Regions from separate parts of the Homo sapiens genome. Here all the other regions are linked to region 2. Evidence: chromatin contacts called from ENCODE Hi-C or POLR2A ChIA-PET data. All regions are on one chromosome and are shown on one strand. Each heading gives the region's core, a stretch centred on a gene start or an enhancer-like site at or near the end of the contact. The rest is flanking DNA. Distances are from core to core; before and after follow the strand shown.

Region 1 (3,970 bases), core at 196-2,695, 520 kb after region 2:
CTTACTTCAGTGGTTCTTAAAATGTGGTCCCCACACCAGCAGCACCAGAGGCACCTGGAAACTTGGTAGAAATGCAAATTCTCGGGGCCCCCTTACAGAATCAGAAACTAGCAGTGTTTTAACAAGCCCTGCAGGTAATTCTGATGCACGTTCAAATTTGAGAAACACTGTGTTCGTTTATCTCAGTTTGCACTGGGTTATAACTTTACTTTTGTACATTAATAGTCAAGGATGAACACAGCACGTCCATGTCACCATTAATACAGAAAGTTGAAGTTGGAGAAGGGCTGTGTCTATGGGTTTCCCTCGCCTGACCCACCCTCCACCCCCAAAAGGAACGCCAAGTTGAGGCGTTCCCCTGTCTCCCTACCCCCATTGGAAACATCCTGTCCCTCAAACCCGGCACCTCGAACTGTCTGACCCATCTGAGGCTGGCGCCCGTGGCCGCAGAAATCCCTACACCTCTGGCGCGAGTAATGCGGTCGCGCAGCTTTTATACCCACCCCCTCCTCCCGCTGAGCACAAAGTAAAACCGAAAGATTTCTGCTAAGGTTGAAAAATGAGGAAGATACTTTTTCTTTTCTTTTTTTTTTTTTTTTTAGTCAGGACCCAATGTTAAAATGTGAGTCAAGAATGAAAAACAGATGGTTAACAAGGGGAAGGAAAAACCAAGCCATTGAGGGGGCACCCGGATTTGAACCAGGGACCTCTTGATCTGCAGTCAAATGCTCTACCACTGAGCTATACCCCCGCGCCTCTACAGCGCCTGGAGGCGGCTCCTTGGGTGCTAAGCATTGTTGCAGCTGCTACACTGTGAGTAGTGGTGTAACAGAAGGAGAAAGGAATGCTGGAGAAAAAGGGGTCAAGCTGAACGCAGACGGTGCCCGCATCCGGGGAACCCCGGGAAGGTGCACTGCAGGGGCTCGAGAGGGAAGCACTAGCCCGGGCCCGGCAGCGCGCAGGGTCCAAGAGGGAGGGACGGGTTCCGCCCCACAAATGTGGGAAAGGGTGTGGGCCGGAAGAGAGCTAAGAGGGGCAGGGTAGGGGGTCCCCGTTCGGTCCGCAGATTCATGCCGGGTAGAAAGTCCCCGAATGCGGTGAATCAGTTCCAGCGTTCAGGAGGATCCAACCCCACCCTCGACGGGCTTGAGGGGTTAGCCCGCCTCCCGCAGCCCGGGCGCCCCAGATGTGCAGCCTGCTCGCCTCTGCGCCGCCTCCGGCTGGGGAAGGGCCCTGGGCACCGGGCGCAGTCAGCCTGAGAGCGCTGAGGCGCCAGCACCGCGGGCCCCGCCGTCCCCCCAGGAACCCGCCCCCGCGCAGCCCCACGTCGCCCGGAGAGCGCGCCTCGCTGCGCGTGCCCTTGCCCGCGCCCGAGGCGCGTGCCCGCCCCAGTGCAGCCCCTCCTCCCCGCTGTGTTTATTAGGGGAAGGAGGGCGGAGGCGGAGGCCAGTTCCCCAGCTCCAGCCGCCGTCGCTGCTGCCTGTGTAGTTGCAGCCGCGGCCGCCTCCCGCCAGCTCGCCTCGGGGAACAGGACGCGCGTGAGCTCAGGCGTCCCCGCCCCAGCTTTTCTCGGAACCATGAACCCCAACTGCGCCCGGTGCGGCAAGATCGTGTATCCCACGGAGAAGGTGAACTGTCTGGATAAGGTGAGCCCGGGACCGGGAGACGCGTCTTTGCAATCCCCCGCAGTGCTCCGAATCCAGGGAGGAGAGAAGGGCCGGGTCTTTGCCGCCTTATCCCCGCGATCCCAGGAGAATGGAGGGAGGGCGAGCGGGCGGTGTCATGGGGTGTGGGGACACATCCCAGTCTGAAAACCAGGAGATCTGGGGCGAGGCGGGAAGTCCACGCGTAGCGGGCAGCCGCTGCTGGAGAGGGGTGGGCTCTGTGTCCCGGGGTTGGGAGGACGGGAGAGGAGCAGGGAAGTCAGGCGCCGGGGTGTGTTGGGGGAAGGTTAGGGGTGCAGTCCCGCCCCCTACGGCCTGGAGAGTGAGAAGAGACGGCCGCTCCCTCTCCGCTCTGCGCCGAGCGCCAAGTAGGCGGAAGCGCGGGGCGCTGGTGGAGGGGGCGGGGGGGCGGGGCAGAGGCTGGGGGGCCCTGCAAAACCGTCCGCTCCGGCGGGGGTGGCCTGGCTTCCTGGCCTGGCGGGGCGGGGGCTATCAGCCTGCGAGTGTGTGGCATCTGATGCGGGGGGTTTTGGGTAAGGACCCGGGCTCTGCCGCAAGAGCCCCGTTTTTGAACGACCTGCACCCCCTTGGATTCAGTCGTTAAAGGACTCGCAGACCTCCTCCACAGCTTCCCAACCCCCACCTCCAATTAAAAGCCAACTCCCGGTGCTGGGCCGTCCAGCCTGAGCCGGGTGGGGTTGGGTGGCAGAGTAGGGTGGGTGGAGGGTGCTTAGCTGAGATCTCCTGAAATTGTGCTCAGAGCCAGGAGACCGTGTGGAAGAACAAAGAGCTAACTTTTCAAAGCAGGTTTCTCCAATGGAGGGTGGGGTTGGCTGAGTTCTGGGGAAGCCGAGGAAAGGGGGAGGTATTGGGGGGAGGGGAGGGTGGCCTTGTGGAGATTCAGTGTCCCCTGGGGGCCCTGTCTCCCCAATGCTGGACTTGTTCATCTGGTTGCCATTAGACTTTTGGAGGGGGGTTGGAGAGTAGAACTGGGTGTTTCCCGTACAGTTTAGGGTAGGATCCTGTTCTCTTGTAAGCTCCGTAAGATCCTAAGGTAAAACCTGCCCCTCTGCATCCCCTCCCCAGTCTGGAGGGGAGGCCTCTGTGATTTTGTGCCCTTCCTCACCGCGTCTTTCATCCACCACCCAAAGCTGGCTCCAAGTCCAAGTATTCTGTCCTTTCCATCTGAACTGGGAGGGCTGGGAGGACTGGATGGAAGAGAGGTGCAAGGGTGGGAACACTAGATGAAAGAGGGGTATAGAGCCCTGGGGCCAAGTTCATTACTGACCTGGAGCCAGGTTTTGTTCAGGAGAGGATAGTTTATTGGACACCTTATCTCTCCCCTCCCCCTTGGTGTGTGAGCTTCCTCAGTGACCTTTGGCCTCTGAGTCAGCGTGAGGAGGTGGGGTTGGAGGTTCTGAAAGATATTTGAACTTGCTCTTGGGGAGTGTGGGCATATGGGGCCGCTGCTGTGTCACTGTTCCTCCTGGTCCTGGGCTTGACTGGGCAGGAGGAGAGGAGGGGGTATATTGTGGGCACGAGGAAAGTTGTTGATCTCCCCATGACCATGCCAGCCGCTGTTGGGCAGGACTTGAGCTTAGAGCTATCAGATAATGAAGTCTCCCCTTGAGAATGTACCTGTCCTTGCACACTGGGGTTTCGCCCGCCCCTCGTGGCAGAGATTTTGGCCTCTGCATCTTGAGTTCCCTGTGGTCCCCTTCTTCTCCACAGTCATGAATTGGGAAGAGGCAGTGGGCACTTGACCCGTATAAGGAAAAAGCAAAACATGAAGGCAGGATTGCCACTCCAGGAGTTGGGAAACTGGGTCCTTGTTCCAGGTCTGCTCCCACCAGTTTTATGAATGTCTCTAGGCCTCAGTATTCACCATCTGTCAGATGGGTATGATGATGTCATTTCCTTAAAGGTGGGGCAGTGCACTAAAGTCCCTGAGTGCTAAAGAGGGTGCTGTATAGACTATGCCCTCCCTACCTCTCTGGGATGCTCTGTTCAGCTCCACACCACTCCCCTTGGAAAGACCTTCAGTGCCGTGTACCCGAGGGGAGGGGAGCAGGGATGGGCAGGGTGCCCTCCCCAGTTCTCTTACCCTAGCTGGAAGAGGACGTTCAAGTGGGGGTTGCCCAGGGAAGTGGGAGTTGGTGATTCCTTCCTCTTTTTAGAACTCTCCCTATAGGAAGTGGCCCTGGAGAGACCTCGCCCCCTGTACTGAGCAGGAGACCTGAAATATCCAGGTATCAGACCTATTCCTCTCCACCTGCTCCAGGCAGTAAGGATAGGACCAGGAATGG
Region 2 (3,730 bases), core at 582-3,081:
TGTCCTTGGCACTGGAGAGTCCCCAAGGGGCAAAAAGCAAACATGGCTTCTGCCCTCATAGAATTTACAGTTTTGTAGGGAGGACAGCTTTTAATCAACTGACCCCACAGACAGATTGCAAATTACACCTGCGCAAGTAAGTGCAACAAAGGAATGATCTCAGAGCCTGGGGAGGAGGAAGGGCCCAGGCAGGGAGATTTCCCTAAGGTAGTGAGGAGTGAGTTCAATCTGAAGGATGAGTAGGAGTTTACTAAGCAAAAAGAGAAAAGTCTTGCAAGAAAAGGGAATAGCTTTTCTTGCCCACATGTATGGGAGCCTGCCGCAAGGTTGATGGGAATGCAGGGAACAGAGAACAAGGTGGAGCTTAGCAGGGGATGTGGCTAGAGAGGCAGGGGTTAGATCACACAGGGGTCAGATCACAAGATCACACATTAGCCTAAGAACAATGGGAAGCCATGAACAATTTTAATCACAGGCTATGAACACATTTCCATTCTGAAAAGGTCCCTCTGGTTGCAGGACTCAACCCTCCACCCTCTTCCCCTCAATGCACCCTCAGGTATTAGAAGTCACTGAGTTCTGCAGCTGATCCTTCCTCCTTTTCCCTTGCATCTCTCAATATCTCCCACTGGGACTATTTCAATGGGCTCCCTGCCTCCAGTCTCACCTCCTCCACACAAAAAGCTTGATCTTATTTGATCCTCACAACATGCCTGCAAGCAAGCAAAATTGCAATCCTTATCCCTGTGTAAAGATAAGAAGGCCGGGCGTGGGCGCGGTGGCTCACGCCTGTAATCCCAGCATTTTGGGAGGCCAAGGCGGGTGGATCACCTGAGGTCAGGAGTTCAAAACTGGCCTGGCCAACATGGTGAAACCCTGTCTCTACTAAGAATACAAAAAATTACCTGGAGCGAGGCAGGAGAATTGCTTGAACCCGGGAGGCAGAGGTTGCAGTGAGCCAAGATAGCGCCATTGCACTCCAGCCTGGGCAATAGAGAAAGATTCCATCTCAACAACAGCAAAAACTTAATGTGTTGTCTGTAGCCGTTACATTATGAATAGCACAAAAATTGAGTAAATATTCTTCCAGTATTTGAAACCGTTTTCTGACTCAGCAAAGAAGTTGCTCCCATCATTGACAATCCAATTAAGTTTTGTCTTTTTCAGTTTTATCAACCAACATTCACCTTTACAATTACACTCCTAGGTCAACTGCAATCACAGTTTGGCTACCCATATAAGAGTTTGGCAAAAATCAATGAAAGCATTCTGTGAGAAAGAGTTATATGGAATTTGCCAATTTACTATTAATTGTAAATTGTGAACTACACATCCTTTATGTCAGTAAAACTTAACGACAAATTTTTGTACCTATATATGTGCATACATTCCCGTTCTCCCCCCAGAGAGCTGGTTGTTACACATTTATCAGTACAGCACTGGGTCTAGAACACGATTCATGTACTGATTCCACAAACATTCACTGGGTGCCAGGCGGACGGAGATACAGATTAATGATGAAATGACTCAGCCAAGGTCACACATCGCAAGCGGCGTAGATGGCAGAACCATATGTGCTCCCAAGGCCAGCGGCGCGCTCCCAGGACCAGACCATGGTTTCCAAGGCCTCTCCACTCTACCGAATGGGATGGCCTGGGCCTGGGCGCCCAGGAAGTGAAAAGCAAGGACCGGGAAAAGAGACCAACGCCAGCCAACAGACAGCTCACCGCCAATAGGGGCCGGGGGCGCGCGCGGCGTCACTCGCCGTGGAGGCCAGCGCGAGCACGCCCTGGGGAAAGTGGCGTGGCTAAGCCCTTCCGGAAGTGACGTCGGCTTGGGGGCGGTGCTCGGCGGTGGCGGAGCGCGGCCTGGGCTCGCGCTGGGCTCCGCGCGCCCCCCGCCCCCCTCTATGAGGCAGAGGCCGCGGCGGCCGTTAGCGCTGTCGCTCCGGGGGCCGCGGCGGGCGGGGCTCCGGCGGGGCCCGGCCTAGTCCCCACCCCAGCCCGGCTCCCAGCCGCCCGCCCTCCCTCCCTCTCCCCGATGCAGGAGGCCGAGCTCCGGGATGGCGAGGCGGCGGCGGCGGCCGCTTCGTACCGCGTCCTGAGCCGCCTCCTTGGCTATGGAGAGGCGGCCCCCGAGCCAGGCCCTCCGCCACCGCCCCCGGGCCATGGCCCCCCGCCGCCACCCTTCCTCGCGCGGCCCGGCCCGCGGGGCTCCCGGCCGCCGCAGCTGATGGTGTTCCGCAACGTGGGTCGGCCGCCGGAGGAGGAGGACGTGGAGGCGGCCCCGGAGCCGGGACCCTCGGAACTGCTGTGTCCCCGGCACCGCTGTGCCCTGGACCCCAAGGCCCTGCCGCCGGGCTTGGCGCTCGAGCGGACCTGGGGCCCGGCGGCTGGACTAGAGGCGCAGTTGGCGGCTCTGGGGCTCGGGCAGCCGGCGGGGCCGGGGGTCAAGACAGTCGGTGGGGGTTGCTGCCCGTGTCCGTGTCCTCCTCAGCCGCCCCCTCCGCAGCCCCAGCCGCCTGCTGCCGCCCCGCAGGCCGGGGAGGACCCCACGGAAACGAGCGACGCGCTGCTGGTCCTGGAGGGCTTGGAATCGGAGGCCGAGAGCCTGGAGACTAACAGCTGCTCGGAAGAGGAGCTCAGCAGCCCGGGTCGCGGAGGAGGAGGGGGCGGCCGGCTTCTGCTGCAGCCCCCAGGCCCTGAATTACCTCCGGTGCCCTTCCCGCTGCAGGACTTGGTCCCTCTGGGGCGCCTGAGTAGAGGGGAGCAGCAGCAGCAGCAGCAGCAGCAACCTCCCCCGCCCCCGCCTCCTCCCGGGCCCCTCCGGCCACTCGCGGGTCCTTCTCGGAAGGGCTCCTTCAAAATCCGCCTCAGTCGCCTCTTTCGCACCAAGAGCTGCAACGGTGGCTCCGGCGGTGGGGATGGGACCGGCAAGAGGCCTTCTGGAGAGCTGGCTGCTTCAGCTGCGAGCCTGACAGACATGGGAGGCTCTGCGGGCCGGGAGCTGGACGCGGGGAGGTGAGACCGGCCGGGGGCTGGCCGACAAACTTCCTTTTCTTGTTTGGTTTCCCTTTTTATCTATTGCTATCGCGATCCTGACAGTTCTTAAGATAGGGTCTTCAGGAGGAGGCAGAGACTTGGGACCAAAGGTGGTAACATCTCGCATAAGGTCAGCGCTAATTGTGGAAACAGCTTTCACTCTTAAAGAGTGCACACTCCGTGACACTTCTCAGCTGGTTTGCATCTGTCTTGTTGGAAGATGGTTTCAGACCATCCTCCCATCCCCATCCTGGCATGGCTTTTTAAGTTTTTCCAAGGCGGCTGTGTGCCATTGTCCCTGGAAGGGAGATTGCTGGAAGTGTTTGGCCTTTGGGGCAAAAAGCTGGTGTTGCACCTTGACCGCCTTGCTTATTCTGTGTACCAGCACCGCACCTCCCTTCACACTCATGCATGCAAATGACAGGAGAATCTTCAAATGCAATTGTAGGCCAGCAATCAATTGGACACCTCTATTCAAAGTTTTACTGTTTTCCTGGTTGTTCCCTTAGATGAACTTGGCATATCAAACTTGGGTGCTGACCACTGTCTCTGAGAATAGAAAATAGCAGACCGGGCACAGTGGCTCACACCTGTAATCCCAGCACTTTGGGAGGCCGAGGAGGGCGGATCACCTGAGCTCAGGAGTTTGAGACCAGCCTGGGCAACATGCGAAACCCCATCTCTACAAA
Region 3 (3,674 bases), core at 169-2,668, 610 kb before region 2:
CTGTCTCAGGGAACCGCTCGGCTCCTTAGATAATTAGTAACCAGCTGTCAAAGTCTAGGGCGGTCGGGGAGGACCCACAAACGATCCCGGCCCTGGGGATACACTGCCAGCCGGCCTGAACTCCCGGGGAGAGGCCGGGGGTGGGCAGCGAGGTCTGGAAACGCCCTCCTTTCTCAGACTGAGACCAGATCCTCTGCGAACTGAGGTCTGAGACGCGTTCGCCCCCACACCACCGCGCTTGGTTTCTTTGGCCCCGCGCGTGTCCACCCGGACCCTGCATGGAACATGCCCTTTGCAAATCTAAACCCGCGTTGGGGATCCCGGATAATTCCGGGCCTTGCATGGGCGCGGCTAACAAGAGTGCCCACCAGGGAACTCGCCTCCCAGATCCCGGCTCCGGATGCCGCCTGTCCTTCGGCAAAGAACTGCAGGTCATCATGCAGGTCAATGTGTCCGAGGCCGACATGCGGCTTTCCAGACCCGAGGCAGGGCGCAGGAAAAATGCGCGGCCTGGGGCTTGCAGCGGCGCGAGGCTCTGCTCCCGGGAAGTCGCAGCGGTTTCACTGCACCCACTCGCACCTTCAGTCGCGTGGGCAAACCTCCCGGCAAAGGGCTCCACAGCTCCAGTTCTCCCCGGCCCAGCCCCAGCCCCGCGGGGAAAAGCCCTTGGGTCTCGGACGCTGGCCTGGGCCTGGGGAGAAGAAGCCCGGTGGGCCGCAGGGTCGTCCCGCTAAGGGATTGGGAAGGGTCCGGGTGTTGGGAGAGAAGCAGAGCGCCCCCCGGGGGACTTCTCTGGTGGGAAACGGGCTTGGCGAGTGTGGTCGGGCGCAGTGTCACTCAGGCCCGGGGCCGGGGCTCCAGGGGTTCGGGTGGGTCCCCTCCACCTCGCTCTGCGCCTACCTGAGCATCCGGTCCACCTCCGCCCGCTGCTCCGCCGCCTCCTCGGTGTTGAGCGCCTGCAGCTCCTTGAGGATGGGAGGTGTGTCATAGTCGTCGCCGTCCTCGGAGCCCTCGTCGCCGGACAAGCGGCCCTTGGCGTGGCCGTTGGTGAGAGTATGGAAGACCGGCTTGGTGTCGGGCTCGGCCCCGCTGCCAGGGGACAGGGGCAGCGTCTCCAGCTTCACCCCGAAGTTCGGGGATGGCAGCAACTCCTCCAAGGCCTGAACCAGCACCTCCTTGGTGACCCCGGAGCTCAGCAGGGCGCTCAGGAGTTCTTGCTGGAGCGACGTGAGCTTGGACACCATTTTCCAAGGACGGAAAAAGAAGGGGGTGAGGGGGTGGGTGGGTGCGAGAGAGGAGGGTGGAGGGGAGTTTCACAAGCAAACCCCAAATCCAGGAACCCCTCCACCCTTCAGCCTCCAGACACCTGTTACTCCCCGGGGTCCCGGAGGCTCCTCCGAAAGGAGTCAGAAAACTTCTAACTTGCCATGATCGCCACCATTAGGCCATATAAGATATGCAAATTAGTGGGAAGGGCCCAGCTTTCGGCTGGATGCAAATGATGGTGGGGAGGGGGAAACCCGGAGAGAGGGAGAGCCGGAGGGGCAGACCTGGAGAGCAGAAGACCTGGGCCGGGAGCGGGGCTTTGCCAGGGTCCATTGTACTCACGCTGGGGGGCTAGAGACCTTCTTTTACTGGTTCTGCTTATCAGCCAAACTTCACCTAACCTTTGGACTTGTTAAGCCAGTGCCTTGCAGCCTAGGCGCGGGGCTTTTCCACCGGTTCTCAGTTCCGCTTTAGTCCAGAGAGAAGACACTACGCTTCGGGGTTCAGGTGAGAGCCAGAGGAAGCTGGGGTGCTCGTGGAAGAAGGGGACGCAGGAGGAAGCGAAGAGTAGAGACCCTGGATGCGTCCCGGCCGACGCAGGTGGTGGGCCAGGAGAGCCCGCAGGGCGGAAGAGAAACTGACCACTTAGGAAGGGGCGCCGAGGCCACGGGGGAGGTGAGGCAGCGTTAGGTGTGGTGAGCATGCCCTGGAGGGACTCCATTTATTTCTACCTCGGTTACTACCTCCAGGCCCCAGAACCTCCCTGGCCTGGTCTGGCGGTTTGGGTTTGCAGAACTGCCCGCCAGAGAGCGTAGGCGAGGGTGAAGGAGTCCGGGAGAACTCTTGGAAAGAGACTACTTTATGGGTAGAGGGAGTAGCCAAAGTGAAGCTCCCCCAGCAGCTGGGCTGCACCGGCGCCCAGCCTGGCCACGCCACTGGGGAGCTGGACCCCTGGGGCTCCTCACTCTCCTGTTTAAACCCGGATGTCAAGGCGCCTCCGCCTTGGGGGAGGATGGTGAGGCAGAATGGTGAGGCACTAGGATGGTGAGGCACTAGGATGGTGAGGCACTAGGATGGTGAGGCAGTGAAAGCAAAGCTTGACCTGCAGCTGGGTGGACACTTGCAGCCGAGGGTCCCCCCGGCCCACTCATTTCTGGTTTATTCGTAGTTCCAGAACATCTGTGGTTCCCTGGGCCGGGGACGAGCTCTGTAGACGAGGTCACTGCAGCAGTGGCAGAAGTCTTGCACTCCTAGTACAGAAGGTGTCGACAGAGCTACTGAGGGAAAGATGTTTTTTTTCCCACTCTGGCCTGGGCCAGGTAGGAAGCCATAGGCCTTGCAGCACTATTGGAGTTTCACCTGCTTCCCCCCTGGTGACGGGCAGGAGGGGAGGGCGGCGGAAGCGCGCCCAAACCGGCAAGCTAGGACCTGACCTGTAGAAGAACAGGGAAAGGGGCTTCTTTGCTTCCACCACACACAGACCTAAAGCTTCTGGGGAGGAGCATAACGCTTCCCTTCTGGGAGCCTCAGTTTCCTCATCTGCAAAAAGAGGATACCACTGATAACCTTTTTTTGGGGGTTGTGTATATTGACTGAGGCCACTTGTGCAACCGCTTGGTCTAATAATAAAGTTCAACACTTTCTGGTCTGAGAAGACGGGAAGCCAGTTCCCAGTAGTAAAACTGAGTTACTCTGGAAACTTAGGGTATTCAGAATTGGTGATACAGTGCTGGGGTTGGAGGGATTGGGGGACTAGGGTTTCAGAATCAGCAGAAAAATTGCAAAGGAGTTTCTAAGCACATTTTCCTTCCTCTCCCACCCTTGAAAGATATCTAGGAGGAAGTAAGGTTAGGTTAGGGATAGAGAGGAATTTCAGCAGGAGGAGGAAGAGTCTAGCAGCTCTCATCTGCCTAGGGGCAGGATCTAATCTCCTAGGTGTGCAAGGGCTGATGGTGTAATTTATCAAGTCAGGCTGTTAAGGAGCTAGGATGCCTCTTAAATACAGGGTCTGCTACAGGTGCCTGGGCCACTTGTGCTGAGAGCCAGAAGGAAGCGGGATGGTTGTGTGCGTGTAGCCTGAGGAAAGTTTACACTGATCTCAGTCCCTCTTTCCCGGAGACAAGCAAATCCCAAATTCAGGAACCTCTCCATCCTTCAGCCTCCAGACACCCATTACTCCTCAGGGTGCCACAGGGAGTCATAACTTCATGAAAATGTTGGCTTTTCATTTCACCTTCTTTCCCTCTAGTTTGTTGTAATAGGTGCAAATCTTTGCTTCTCATAATTCTGCCCAATGGAAGAACATTCTCTGCCTACCCAGCTTGCCTCAAGAAGGATAATGAAGTGTTCAGAGTAAATGTCCCTGAAGAACAATCTCTTCGTCTGTCTCTCACTCGCTATCAGGATAG

Evidence for each region. A loop is a pair of places that touch in the nucleus more often than their neighbours do. ChIA-PET counts read pairs that join two places held with the same protein, here RNA polymerase II (POLR2A). Pooled maps may share reads with other maps.
Region 1: a loop to region 2 is called in a pooled map, with 20 times the contacts of the local background. The contact joins the promoter of LASP1 here to the promoter of SOCS7 in region 2. A Hi-C loop is called at or near these places in 2 of 37 single-sample maps with no recorded cell type and 7 of 50 pooled maps.
Region 3: a pooled map shows a loop between it and region 2 (3-fold over the local background). The contact joins the promoter of HNF1B here to the promoter of SOCS7 in region 2. A Hi-C loop is called at or near these places in 1 of 50 pooled maps. POLR2A ChIA-PET finds 5 or more read pairs at or near these places in 2 of 52 experiments (HepG2 and activated CD4-positive, alpha-beta T cell).

The regions. Positions count from the first base shown.
Region 1 is chr17:38,868,613-38,872,582 of GRCh38, forward strand. It overlaps LASP1 (LIM and SH3 protein 1), which reads left to right and starts at 1,446. Exons shown (of 7, transcript NM_006148.4): 1 at 1,446-1,646. The coding sequence starts at 1,578. It overlaps TRC-GCA4-1 (tRNA-Cys (anticodon GCA) 4-1), which reads right to left and starts at 751; the gene lies at 680-751. RefSeq lists enhancers at 1-300, 1-55, 1,546-1,695, 2,708-3,309 and silencers at 1,176-1,485, 2,006-2,105.
Region 2 is chr17:38,350,013-38,353,742 of GRCh38, forward strand. It overlaps SOCS7 (suppressor of cytokine signaling 7), which reads left to right and starts at 1,832. Exons shown (of 10, transcript NM_014598.4): 1 at 1,832-3,020. The coding sequence starts at 2,041. LOC124903991 (a long non-coding RNA gene) reads right to left here and starts at 984. Exons shown (of 2, transcript XR_007065738.1): 1 at 906-984; 2 at 447-713.
Region 3 is chr17:37,743,641-37,747,314 of GRCh38, forward strand. HNF1B (HNF1 homeobox B) reads right to left here and starts at 1,419. Exons shown (of 9, transcript NM_000458.4): 1 at 901-1,419. The coding sequence starts at 1,244.